3 separate regions of the Homo sapiens genome follow, and all the other regions are linked to region 2. Evidence: chromatin contacts called from ENCODE Hi-C or POLR2A ChIA-PET data. All regions are on one chromosome and are shown on one strand. The core of a region is the stretch at or near the end of the contact, and the rest is flanking DNA. Distances in the headings are between cores, read along the strand shown.

Region 1 (3,818 bases), core at 166-2,665, 600 kb after region 2:
GCAAGGACTCAAACAGATATTTGTACATCTGTGTTCATAGCGGCACGATTCACCGAAGTGTCTAGTGGCAGATAAATGGATAAGCAAAATATAGTCCATGCACACAATAGAATATTATTCAGCCTTAAAAAGGAGGAAAATCCTGACTGGGTGCGGTGGCTCACGCCTGTAATCCCAGCACTTTGGGAGATCGAGGCGGGTGGATCACGAGGTCAGGAGATGGAGACCATCCTGGCTAACACGGTGAAACCCCGTCTCTACTAAAAATACAAAAAAATTAGCCGGGCATGGTGGTGGGCACCTGTAGTCCCAGCTACTCGGGAGGCTGAGGCAGGAGAATGGCGTGAACCCGGGAGGCAGAGTTTGCAGTGGGCCGAGATCGCACCACTGCACTCCAGCCTGGGTGACAGAGCGAGACTCCGTCTCAAAAAAAAAAAAAGGGAAATTTTTCTTTTTTTTTTTTTTTCTGCTCTTTTTTGGAGCAGGGCTACCCGATTGGAAGTATGCCCGGAGTAGTCAAGTGGGTAAATTCTAACACAGGTTACAACGTGGATCTAACACAGCTACAACAGGCACCTTGAGGACGTGGCCCTCAGTGAAATATGCCAGCCACAAAGGGACAAAACCTGTGTGATCCTACTCATATGAAGTCCCTAGAATCATCAGATTCACAGGAAGTACGACGTTGGGTTCCAGGGGCTGGGGAGGGGGATAGGGAGTGAGGTTTCATAGGGGACAGTGTTTCAGTTTCGGAAGATGAGAAAATTCTGGAGATGGTGGTGGTGGTGGTTGCTTAATGCCGCTGAGCTGTGCATTTAGAAATGGTTAAAATGACAAGTTTTATGTTATGTGTATTTTATAATAAAAATGTTTCAACATGCGCATAGTAATATATGCAATTTTATTTGTCAATTAAAATAAATTTTAAAAATGTTTTAGAGTGGCCTTGTTCTGATGAAGGAGGGGGAGTAACTGACACTCTAAGGCGGTGGGGGCTAGGGGCGTGTGTCCACGCTTGCCAAAAAGATTAAATGGACTCTGGGTGGGTCTCGTCCACTGTTCTGGGGTCTTACGGGTTCTCTCAGCCCCAGCCTGGGGCACCACAGGCTCTCAGGAGTCTGGCTACCCTGCCCACCTGTGCACGACCATCACCCCAGCCTTCATCCCTCCGTCTCCTCCCCTGCTCCCGCGCCTCATGCCCCAAGCGCTTGGGCACACGCGCCGTGGTAAGGCAAGCGAGGGCGCCCGGTCCCGGCACCGCCTCGCGTCGGTCTCCGCCCCTTTCCCCTCCGAAAGGCGGCCTTGTGCTGCTGCGCAGGCGCGGCGGCTGGGGGTGGGGTCCATCGCGGCTCCCGATCCCGTTATCGCGAGAAGCCGGTCCGCGATCTTGTGGCCGCCCCTCCCCTCCCCCTGCCTCTCGGACTCGGGCTGCGGCGTCAGCCTTCTTCGGGCCTCGGCAGCGGTAGCGGCTCGCTCGCCTCAGCCCCAGCGCCCCTCGGCTACCCTCGGCCCAGGCCCGCAGCGCCGCCCGCCCTCGGCCGCCCCGACGCCGGCCTGGGCCGCGGCCGCAGCCCCGGGCTCGCGTAGGCGCCGACCGCTCCCGGCCCGCCCCCTATGGGCCCCGGCTAGAGGCGCCGCCGCCGCCGGCCCGCGGAGCCCCGATGCTGGCCCGGAGGAAGCCGGTGCTGCCGGCGCTCACCATCAACCCTACCATCGCCGAGGGCCCATCCCCTACCAGCGAGGGCGCCTCCGAGTGAGTGGGCAGGGGTCAGCCGGAGGCTTGGGGTGCACGGGGCAGGGAGCCCTCGGGGAAGGACGGGGCGAGGGGACGGGGGTTCGCGAGGAGTGCACGAGGCAGGGGGGTCACGGGGGAGGACGGGGTGAGTGGTGCACGGGGCAGGGGGTTCTCGAGGGGAGGACAGGGCAGGGGACCCTCGGGGGAGGACGGGGCAGGGGGCCCTCGGGGGAGGACGGGGCAGGGGGCCCTCGGAGGACGGGGCGAAGGGTGCACGGGGCAGGGGGGTCTTTGAGCAGTGAGATTGGGCGAGGGGAGGTCCTTGTGGTGGAAAAGATGGGGTGTGGGGTTCCTGAAGAGTGGAATTGGGATAACGGGAGTCTCTGAGTAGTGAAGTTGGGGTGAAGGATGTCTCTAAGAGGAGAGGATGGGGACAGGGGTCCCTGAGCAGCGAGGTTGAGTGAGGGGAGGTCCCTGCAGTGCAGAAGATGGGGTGTGGGGCTTCTGAAAAGTGAAGCTGGGGTGAGGGGAGTCCCTCAGTAGGAAAATCGGAATGAGGGGTGTCCCCAAGGAGAGAACAGGATGAGGCTCCCCAAGCAGTGAGATCGGGGTGAGGGGTATCTCTAAGAGGAGAGAACACAGTGTGGGGTCCTTGAGTAGTGAAATGAGGGTGAAGAGTTCCTAAGAGGAAAGGACGGAGTAAAGGTTGCCGTAGTCATGAGATGAGGGTGAGGGGAGACCCTGAGTAGGGAAATCGGGGTGCAGGGCATTCCTGAGAGGAGAGGATGGGGTGTGGGGAGGTCAGGCAGCCCCTGAGGAGGAAATCTGGGCAAGGGGGCTCCAGAGGGGAGAGGATGGGGTGAGGGGTCCCTGAGTAATGAGACTGAGATGGGGTAGGGTCCCTGGTAGGAAAAGACGGGGTAAGGGTCCCTCAATAATGAGATAGGGCCAAGGGAGGTCCCTGTGGGAAAAGACAGGGCATGGAGTCACTGAGTAGCAGAATGGTGGTAGGTCTCTGAGTAGTGAAATGGGGTGAACGGTCCCTGAATAGTGAAATCGGGGAGATGGTGGGGTCCCTGAGTAATGAGATTGGAGTGAGGGGAGATCCCTTTGGGGAAAAGATGGGGTTTGGAATCCCTAAGTCGTGAGATCAGGCCAAGGAGATGTCCTTGCAGAGAGAAGATGGGGTGCAGGGCCCCTGAATTGTGAGATGGGGTTGAGGGGGTCCCTGGGAGGAGAGGATGTGTCGGTGGGGGCCTGTGGGGGAAGGATAGGCAAGGGGTGTTCTGCATATTGAAATGATAGTGAAGCGAGTCCCTTGGGGGAGAGATGGGGTGAGGGGGTCCCTATGGGGGAAAGATGGGGTGGGAGGGTTCCTATGGGGGAGAGATGGGGTGAGGGGGTCCCTATGGGGGAGAGATGGGGTGGGAGGGTCCCTATGGGGGAGAGATGGGGTGAGGGGGTCCCTATGGGGGAGAGATGGGGTGAGGGGGTCCCTGTGGGGGAGAGATGGGGTGGGAGGGTCCCTATGGGGGAGAGATGGGGTGGGAGGGTCCCTATGGGGGAGAGATGGGGTGGGAGGGTCCCTATGGGGGAGAGATGGGGTGGGAGGGTTCCTATGGGGGAGAGATGGGGTGGGAGGGTGCCTGAGCCACAGGTTGAGAGTGCAGCACCTGGGTGGGGAGGACAGGCTGAGAGGTCTTGGGGGGGCGGGGAGCGGTCCTTTTGGGGAATGAGTCCCTGAGTAATGAGGTTGGCATGGGATGAAGAGGGCACCTAGGGTGCCAAGGTGGGGCAGGGGGGTCCCTTAGGGGAGAGGATGGGGTGAGGAGGTCCATAGACAACCAGGGAAAAGGGAAGAGAGGGGAGGACAGGGGGCTCCCAGAAGGGTCAGGATGTGGGAGAGGGGTGTCCTAGGGGGTCACGATGGGGTGGGAGACCCTAGAAAGGTCAGGATCGGGGGACTTTGGGGGGGTCAGGGTGGGAGTTCTGGGGTATCTGAGGACAAGGGGGTGTCTTAGGGGTGTCAGGACATGGGGGGGCTTTAGCGGGGTCAGGATGGGAGTTCTAGCGGGTTCCAGAT
Region 2 (3,828 bases), core at 67-2,566:
TAGGCGACAGAACGAGACTCTCTCTAAAAAATACAAAAAACAAAACACACAAAAAAGTAGTTTGATCTAAAGCAAAATGGTGAATATCTGCAGAAACTAATGTGATATCAAGTATAGATTGATATCTATGAGATGAAAAGCTTCATTTGACCCCGGATGGGTTTGTGGGCCGTTTGACGTGCATTGTTTTAATGGAAGGTGGATTTATGATAAAGTGATAAACATGTGTGTGGGTGGGTGGGTGTGTTGGAAAGGGTGTTTATTGGATTTCTTTTTGTCTTCCTTATTTTCCTTCTTTCGGTCTCTACTGTATCAAATACAATAACAGATATTCAGGAAGAGCGGATATTGCTTTAGCTGACTGTAGCCAGTGTTTCTTTGGTGGGACAACGCAACTATCACTGCAACATTATCTCTATAGGAGAATTTAAAGAACCCTGACGCCTACCGGTTTCCGTAGTGTAGCGGTTATCACATTCGCCTCACACGCGAAAGGTCCCCGGTTCGATCCCGGGCGGAAACAGGTCAGCTGTTTTTCCTAACCGGAGAGTAATACTATTTGAAATTCACCGAAAGAACGATTCTAGTCCCATTCTTTCTCTTCCGCCTTCCTCCTGCCTTTTAGACATTTTTATGGGATTTAAAAAAATTTTCCGTGATTGATGGCTCACGCCTGTAATCCCAGCACTTTGAAAGGCCGAAGAGGGCGGATCACCTGAAGTCAGAGTTCGAGACCAGCCTGGCCAAAATGGTGAACCGCCCCCCCCCCCCCACCCCGCCCCACCCCGCCCCACCCCACCCCATCTCTACTAAAAATACAAAAATTAGATGGGCGTGGTGGCGTGCGCTTGTAATCACAGCTACTTGGGAGGCTGAGGCAGGAGAATCGTTTGAACCTGGGAGGTGGTGGTTGCAGTGAGCGGAGATCACGCCACTGCACTCCAGCCTGGGGGACCGAGCGAGACTCCGTCTCAAAACTAAAATGAAAATTTCAAACTCGCAAAAGTGGTACCGCATGCGTTGGCCGGGAATCGAACCCGGGTCAACTGCTTGGAAGGCAGCTATGCTAACCACTATACCACCAACGCCCTGATAGGTAGCATCCTCTCCGGATATCCTTAATAGTGGGGGATCATGGGTTTGACTGAGTGATACCAAGTCACAGGGGGGTGTCTCTCCCTAACCCACCGGAAGATGTCGTTCATGGGGCGTTACGCACCTTAGGCCGCCGCGCCGCGGGCTCCCCCCCAAGCGCCGCGGACGCCTTGGTACGTGCCTGGTGGTGTCCAATCCCAGGCCGCCGCCTGGGTCGCTCAACTTCCGGGTCAAAGGTGCCTGAGCCGGCGGGTCCCCTGTGTCCGCCGCGGCTGTCGTCCCCCGCTCCCGCCACTTCCGGGGTCGCAGTCCCGGGCATGGAGCCGCGACCGTGAGGCGCCGCTGGACCCGGGACGACCTGCCCAGTCCGGCCGCCGCCCCACGTCCCGGTGAGCAGCGCCCGCGCGCCTCGTCCCGCCCCGGCCGCGACCCTGAACCCGCCATTGACCGGCCCCGCCTCGGCCCTGACCCTGCCCTCGCCATCGCCTGGCCTCCCCGCACCCCGGAGCCTCCATGCACCCGTCTGTGGGTCCCTCCGGCCCCCTGCCTCGTTTCCTCTCCGCCCCAGGCCCTCCTCCACCTTCTTTCCCTCCCCGATTCCTGCGCTGGCCAGGCCACCTCCCAGTTTCTCCCCTTCCCTGATGGGCTTCCCCACCCATCCCGTTGCTGCCCAGGCCACCAGGCTCTGACCCCTTCCGGAGGTGGCCGCACCCAAGAACGTCCTCGTAGCTGCAGACCTTGACACCCTCTCCCCTTTCGTGCAGGCTCTGGAGGTCCCGATCTCCTCCCTCTCCCCATGCAAATGCTGTATATGCACAGAGGCCACCTCCCTCGACCTGCATCCTGTCCTCACTCCTTTACCACTTCCTCCAACCTTCGCCCCGAGGCTTGGTCTCCCCAATCCAGTCCTGATCCTCAACCCTACTTGATCCCTCTATTAAGGGTATCCAGAGACTCTTTTTCCTGCCGAGGCGTTGGTGGTGTAGTGGTTAGCATAGCTGTCTTCCAAGGGTCCAGCCCACAGGGTTCAGCCCCCTTCTCTCAGCCTCCCTTCTCAGGCCTGTCCAACCGCCTACCTTCTTCCCACACAGCCTTAGGCCAGCCCTGACACTTCCCTGTTCACGCTGCCTCTGAGCCATCAAAAGTGGTCTATTCCCTTGGCCCCCACCCCCTGGTCTTCCCCAGGGGCCCCAGGAGGAAGTCACTTGCCTCCCAGGCAAGAACCAACCTGCTTTCGAGGAGCTGGGACTAAAGCCCAGGGGGTGTGGACCGTAGGCACCAATCCCTGCATTCCTCTGCTGGGTCCCAGGGGAATCGGGGCCCGTGGGATGGCTTCTCTCCCAGATTCTGTCCAGGGCATGCAGACAGTGCTGCAGGGCTTCAAGGCAGAGCTAGAATCTAGCCAGGTAGAATCGGGCCTGACAGTCTGCAGCTCCTGAGTGGGGGAGGCTGAACGGCTGGCCGGTGCTTCCATTAACCTGCCACATTCATGACATGTTTATCCTATAAAGGTCTGTGTCCCACGCCTGCAGCTGGAATGGAGGCTCTCTGGACCCTTTAGAAGGTCAGTTGTGCTGGGGTTTGGCAGCCAGGAAGGCTGGGGTGTGGGCTGGTGGGATTCCTTTGCCTGCTCTAGAATATAGACATGGGCAGGAAATGGTTTTCTATGGCCCTGGATGGTTGTCCTCCGCAGGGCAGTGGCTGCAGTTTTTTGTGCGCCTGCTGGAGGCTTTTCTTTCCACCCCTGTCCCCCTCTAGCTGCCCCTGGAAGGAGCTTTTTGAAGGCTTTGAGGAGAGGAAGGGGAGAGTGCTGATTTCAGCAGGATTTGGTGGAGGGGTGCCTGGATCCACCTACACTGCCTGACCCGGTCAGTAAATGGTGTGGATTCTGGCCCTGAAAGGACTTTAGTTTGAGTCTCCCCCTTCCTGTGGTTTTGAGTATCTTGTTTAGTTGACAATGCTAGCTGTCATTTAGTTTGTGCTACATCAGACACTGTGTTAAAAGCTGTATGTGTGCAGTCTCATTCAATTCCCTTGGTGGCCCCAGGCGTAGATACTGTCATACCATGTTCTCGCTGGGGAAGTGGAAGCTCAGAGAGGTTCAGCGACTTCCCCAGAAGTGGCAGAGTCAGGATTTGAACCTTTCTCTCTGAGACCAGAGCCCACGCTTTTCACCACTGGACTGAGAGTATGGCCAGTGATTTTTCGTGGTGACTTTATGCTTAACCTCTTCCCTTAAAATCTCAGTCCTGTCCCCATGTGCTTCCCTCTCTTCTTTTGTTTTTGAGACAGAACCTCGCTCTGTCACCCCTGGAGTGCAATGGCACAATCTTAGCTCACTGCAACCTCCGCCTTCTGAGTTCAAGCAATTCTTCTGTCTCAGCCTCCTGAGTAGCTGGGATTACAGGCTTGCACCACCACAGCTGGCTAATTTTTGTATTTTTAGTAGAGCTGGAGTTTCACCATGTTGGCCAGGCTGGTCTCGAACTCCAGACCTCAGGTGATCTGCCCGCCTCAGCCCCCCAAAGTGCTGGGATTAAAGGCGTGAGCCACTGTACCCAGCTGGCCCTCTCTTCTTTAAGCCTTTGGGCAACTGCGCATCATGGGACCTGGCTTGTCTGAGAAGGTAGTTGGGCACCAACCAAACAAGGGGCCCCTTTGACTTTAGACGGCATCCAAGAAAGCACAGTAGCTCATTCATTCAACCTGAAATGTTTGTTGAGGACCAGGCAT
Region 3 (3,881 bases), core at 1,382-3,881, 540 kb after region 2:
ATCCACTCATCCACCCATCCATCCACTTATCCATCCCTTCATCCATCCACCCAACCACCCATCCATCCATCTGCCCAAGCATCCATCCATCCACCCATCTGCCCACCCAATCACACACCCATCCACCCATCCACCCACCCACCCATCCACTCATCCATCCACTTATCCATCCCTCCATCCACCCACCCAACCACCAATCCATCCATCCACCCACCCACCCACCAGTGCATCCATCCACCCACCCACCAGTCCATCCATGGATCCTTCCATCCATCCATCCATCCACTTATCCATCCCTCCATCCATTTGCCCAATCACCCACCCATTCATCCATCCACCCATCCATCCATACATCTACCCATTCACCCATCTACCAAACCACCAATCCACCTATTCGCCCCCCATCCATCCACCCACCCATCCATTCATCTACCCCTCCACCGGTGCCCATTCACTCACTACCTACCCTTTTTTCTTCTACCTCTGACTGGAGGATTCAATCACACCCAAAGCAGGGGGTAATAAGACACCCAACAGAGGAGTTCACAGGCTGCTTGGGAGAAGACAATCCGTGGGCTTGGGGGAGGGAGAAACGCCTGCTAAATTTAGGAAGCTGCTTGCTGGAAGAGGTGATGGTAAATAAGAAGGGCCTGATGGCCGGGTGGGATGTTGAGCACCTGCCTTGGAGGAAGCTAGGCAGGGCACAGGCCGGCAAGTGGGAAGTGCGTGGGTGAACGAGTGCATGTGTGTGTCAGGGTACCTGGGTAGCTCCGCAGCCTGGCTAGGACTCAGCACGGCTTCTTTCTCCCACATACAAGGGCTCAGGGGCCTGGGGCCATAAGGGGATCCTCCGTCCTGGGCCTCTCCCACCTCCTTCCTCCCCTACCTCCTGCAGCTCCAGTGCCCCGAGCTCCCGGCCACAGTGCCCACTGCCGGCTCCGGTTACCCACTCCCAGCTGGGCCACGAGCAGCTCCAGCCGCTCCACTCTGACACCTGATCGGCTCTGAGCAGGCGGCCGCCCCAGGGGGCCGGGGATGAGCCGAGGGAGGAGACAGGCTGGCAGCGGACTGCCTGTTGGCCAACTGGCTCTGGCGGGAAGACACCCACGATCTTCCCTATCATCACTGGACTGATTTCAGTTTCTGGAAGGAGCCATGCTCTTCCTCTTTCTCAGCCTTTGCACTTGCTGTTCCCCCCACCAGGAACATTCTTTCTGTACTTCATGTCACCCCAACCGGCTCTACCTGACTCATGCACTCTTTATTTATTTATTTATTTATTTTTGAGACGGAGTTTCATGCTTGTTGCCCAGGCTGGAGTGCAATGGCGCGATCTCCGGCTCACCGCAATCTCCGCCTCCTGGGTTCAAGCAATTCTCCTGCCTCAGCCTCCCGAGCAGCTGCGATTACAGGCCACCACACCCAGCTAATTTTGTATTTTTAGTAGAGACGGGGTTTCTCCATGTTGGTCAGGGTGGTCTCGAACTCCCAATCTCAGGTGATCCACCTGCCTTGGCCTCCCAAAGTGCTGGGATTACAGGTGTGAGCCACTGCGCCCGGCTCACTCACTTTTTAGATCTTTGCTGCAACATCCCCTCCTCCAGGAAGCCCTCCCGGATGCCCCCAGCCTGGGTCAGGTGCCTCCTGTGAGCCCCCTCACTGCCCTGTGCCCTCTGCATCACCCATTGCACCCCAACCACACCATGTCACCATTACCTGGTCACATGTTTGTGTCCACCCGCAGCCACCAGGGCATAGATGGTACCACCTTTGCTCTCCAGTGTGCCCAGTACAAAGTAGGTACTCAACACATGATTCTTAAATGAGTCCTCCAGGCCACCAGCCCCATTGACCTTGAGCAGGACCTGTCCTGCAGAATGCAGAACCTCCAGTTGGATGATACTCAGATAACTTGGCCGGACGCAGTGGCTCACGCCTGTAATCCCAGCACTTTGGGAGGCCGAGGCGGTCAGATCACCTGAGGTCAGGAGTTCGGGACCAGCCTGACCAACATGGAGAAACCCCGTCTCTACTAAAAAATACAAAAATTTGCTGGGTGTGGTGGCGGGCGCCTGTAATCCCAGCTACTAGGGAGGCTGAGGCAGGAGAATCGCTTGAACCCAAGAGGCGGAGGTTGCAGTGAACCGAGATTGCGCCACTGCACTCCAGCCTGGGCAACAGAGCGAGGCTCCGTCACACACACACACACACACACACACACACACACAAATGAGATATTCAGGTAACTCTGCGTGGCATTCAAAACCCTTAGGCTGGGGTCCCTGCTGTCCGGCTCTGTCCTTACGGAATTTACTAATCCGTAAAAGGGGTTGTGGGGACATGGATAGCCTGTGTCCCGCATTTTAGAGGTGACTGGAGAACTCTCACGTAGGCGGCCGCCCCAATTTCCCGCCCGGGTCATCGGGGAGCCCCTTCCCAAGCCCCGCAAACACCTGCATGCAAAGAGGCAGGCTTCCTTCTGACAGCAGATAACATGTCGCCTGCGGCGTCAGCAAGAGGCGCATGCGCCTTGCCGTGGGAGGCCGGGTGCGCAGGACTGGAACGCGGTTCCTCCTTCTTCCCCGCCCCGCCCCGCTTCCGGCGGAAGCGGCCTCAACAAGGGAAACTTTATTGTTCCCGTGGGGCAGTCGAGGATGTCGGTGAATTACGCGGCGGGGCTGTCGCCGTACGCGGACAAGGGCAAGTGCGGCCTCCCGGAGGTGAGCGCGTCTGAGGGTCCCGAGCATCGCGCCCCAGGGCCGCGGGCTGGGAGCGGCCGGATGGCAGGGGGGCATTGTGGGAATATCAGGGGGCACTGAGGCTAGACAATGGGAGGGACTTCCCAGTGAGGAAGGGGCGGGAAGTGACGCCCCTGCGCGCCGGGGGACGCCAACACGCCCAACTCTGTGGTCACCCTGTCGGGGCTGATCGGGGAGAGAGGGGATGTAGTTCCAGGAAGAGGGGACGACAGGCGCAAAGGGAGGTGGGAATAAACACACCTGGAGAACGATTAGGCCTGGGAGGTTTCCAGAGCCGGGCCAGGACGGGGCTCAAATGCCAGGCTGGGGAGTTGGCACTTTATCCTGAGGGTGATGGGGAAGGGTTTTGCCCTGGCGAGGGGACTGGACAGAATGTGCCAGAAAGATCCCTCCAGCCACTCAGAGGGGAAGTGGAGGGATCGGCTGCCCCCTCCACGCACTGTGGGACTTTGGGGAAGTCACTTCCCTTTTGGGTCTCCATCTCCAAACTTTCTGCAAACGAGGTGAAGATGGCCCCATTCCATAAGGCTGGCCCATGCATTCTGACTCATGCATTTAATGAGCGCTGATGGTGTGCGCCCGTCCAGAAGCCCCACTCTTCACTGCTGCTGTTAGTCACTTTATTATTATTATTATTATATTTTTGAGATGGAGTTTCTCTGTCGCCCAGGCTGGAGTGCAGTGGCGCGATCTCGGCTCACTGCAACCTCCGCCTCCTAGGTTCAAGCGATTCTCCTGCCTCAGCCTCCTGAGTAGAGTAGATGAGACTACAGGCACCTGCCACCACGCCTGGCTAATTTTTGTATTTTTAGTAGAGGCGGGGTTTCACCATGTTGGCCAGTCTGCTCTTGAACTCTTGATCTCAAGTGATCCACCCACCTTGGCTTCCCAAAGTGCTGGGATTATAGGCGTGAGCCACCATACCCGGCCTGTTAGTCACTTTATTCCACCAACATTTATAGAGCACTTACTGTAGCTCAGGCACTTTCTAGGTACTAAGGCCACAGCCAGGAGCAACACAGATTAAAAACCCCTCCTTCTAGTAAGGGAGACTGACTAGGGGTTGCATGGAAACCAGTTGGCCAAGGGAGGCATCACTGTCACTGAAGTGACATCTAAGCC

What was found. Hi-C counts contacts between places; a loop is a spot of excess contacts on that map. ChIA-PET counts read pairs that join two places held with the same protein, here RNA polymerase II (POLR2A). Pooled maps may share reads with other maps.
Region 1: a map with no recorded cell type shows a loop between it and region 2 (11-fold over the local background). The contact joins the promoter of MAP2K2 here to the promoter of DPP9 in region 2. A Hi-C loop is called at or near these places in 2 of 37 single-sample maps with no recorded cell type and 2 of 50 pooled maps.
Region 3: a map of CD4-positive, alpha-beta memory T cell shows a loop between it and region 2 (10-fold over the local background). The contact joins the promoter of SIRT6 here to the promoter of DPP9 in region 2. A Hi-C loop is called at or near these places in 1 of 168 maps with a recorded cell type or tissue (CD4-positive, alpha-beta memory T cell) and 9 of 50 pooled maps. POLR2A ChIA-PET finds 5 or more read pairs at or near these places in 1 of 52 experiments (WTC11).

What each region holds. Positions count from the first base shown.
Region 1 is chr19:4,121,719-4,125,536 of GRCh38, reverse strand. MAP2K2 (mitogen-activated protein kinase kinase 2) reads left to right here and starts at 1,415. Exons shown (of 11, transcript NM_030662.4): 1 at 1,415-1,753. The coding sequence starts at 1,662. RefSeq lists silencers at 1,263-1,382, 1,573-1,822.
Region 2 is chr19:4,721,330-4,725,157 of GRCh38, reverse strand. DPP9 (dipeptidyl peptidase 9) reads left to right here and starts at 1,316. Exons shown (of 22, transcript NM_139159.5): 1 at 1,316-1,484; 2 at 2,607-2,659. TRG-TCC1-1 (tRNA-Gly (anticodon TCC) 1-1) reads right to left here and starts at 1,088; the gene lies at 1,017-1,088. TRV-CAC3-1 (tRNA-Val (anticodon CAC) 3-1) reads left to right here and starts at 451; the gene lies at 451-523. It overlaps LOC105372250 (a long non-coding RNA gene), which reads right to left and starts at 2,278. Exons shown (of 3, transcript XR_936274.2): 1 at 2,172-2,278; 2 at 449-538; 3 at 1-23. RefSeq lists silencers at 396-595, 1,046-1,135, 1,366-1,515.
Region 3 is chr19:4,181,313-4,185,193 of GRCh38, reverse strand. SIRT6 (sirtuin 6) reads left to right here and starts at 2,631. Exons shown (of 8, transcript NM_016539.4): 1 at 2,631-2,720. The coding sequence starts at 2,655. It overlaps ANKRD24 (ankyrin repeat domain 24), which reads right to left and starts at 2,505. Exons shown (of 22, transcript NM_001393985.1): 1 at 2,454-2,505. RefSeq lists enhancers at 2,448-2,497, 2,568-2,657.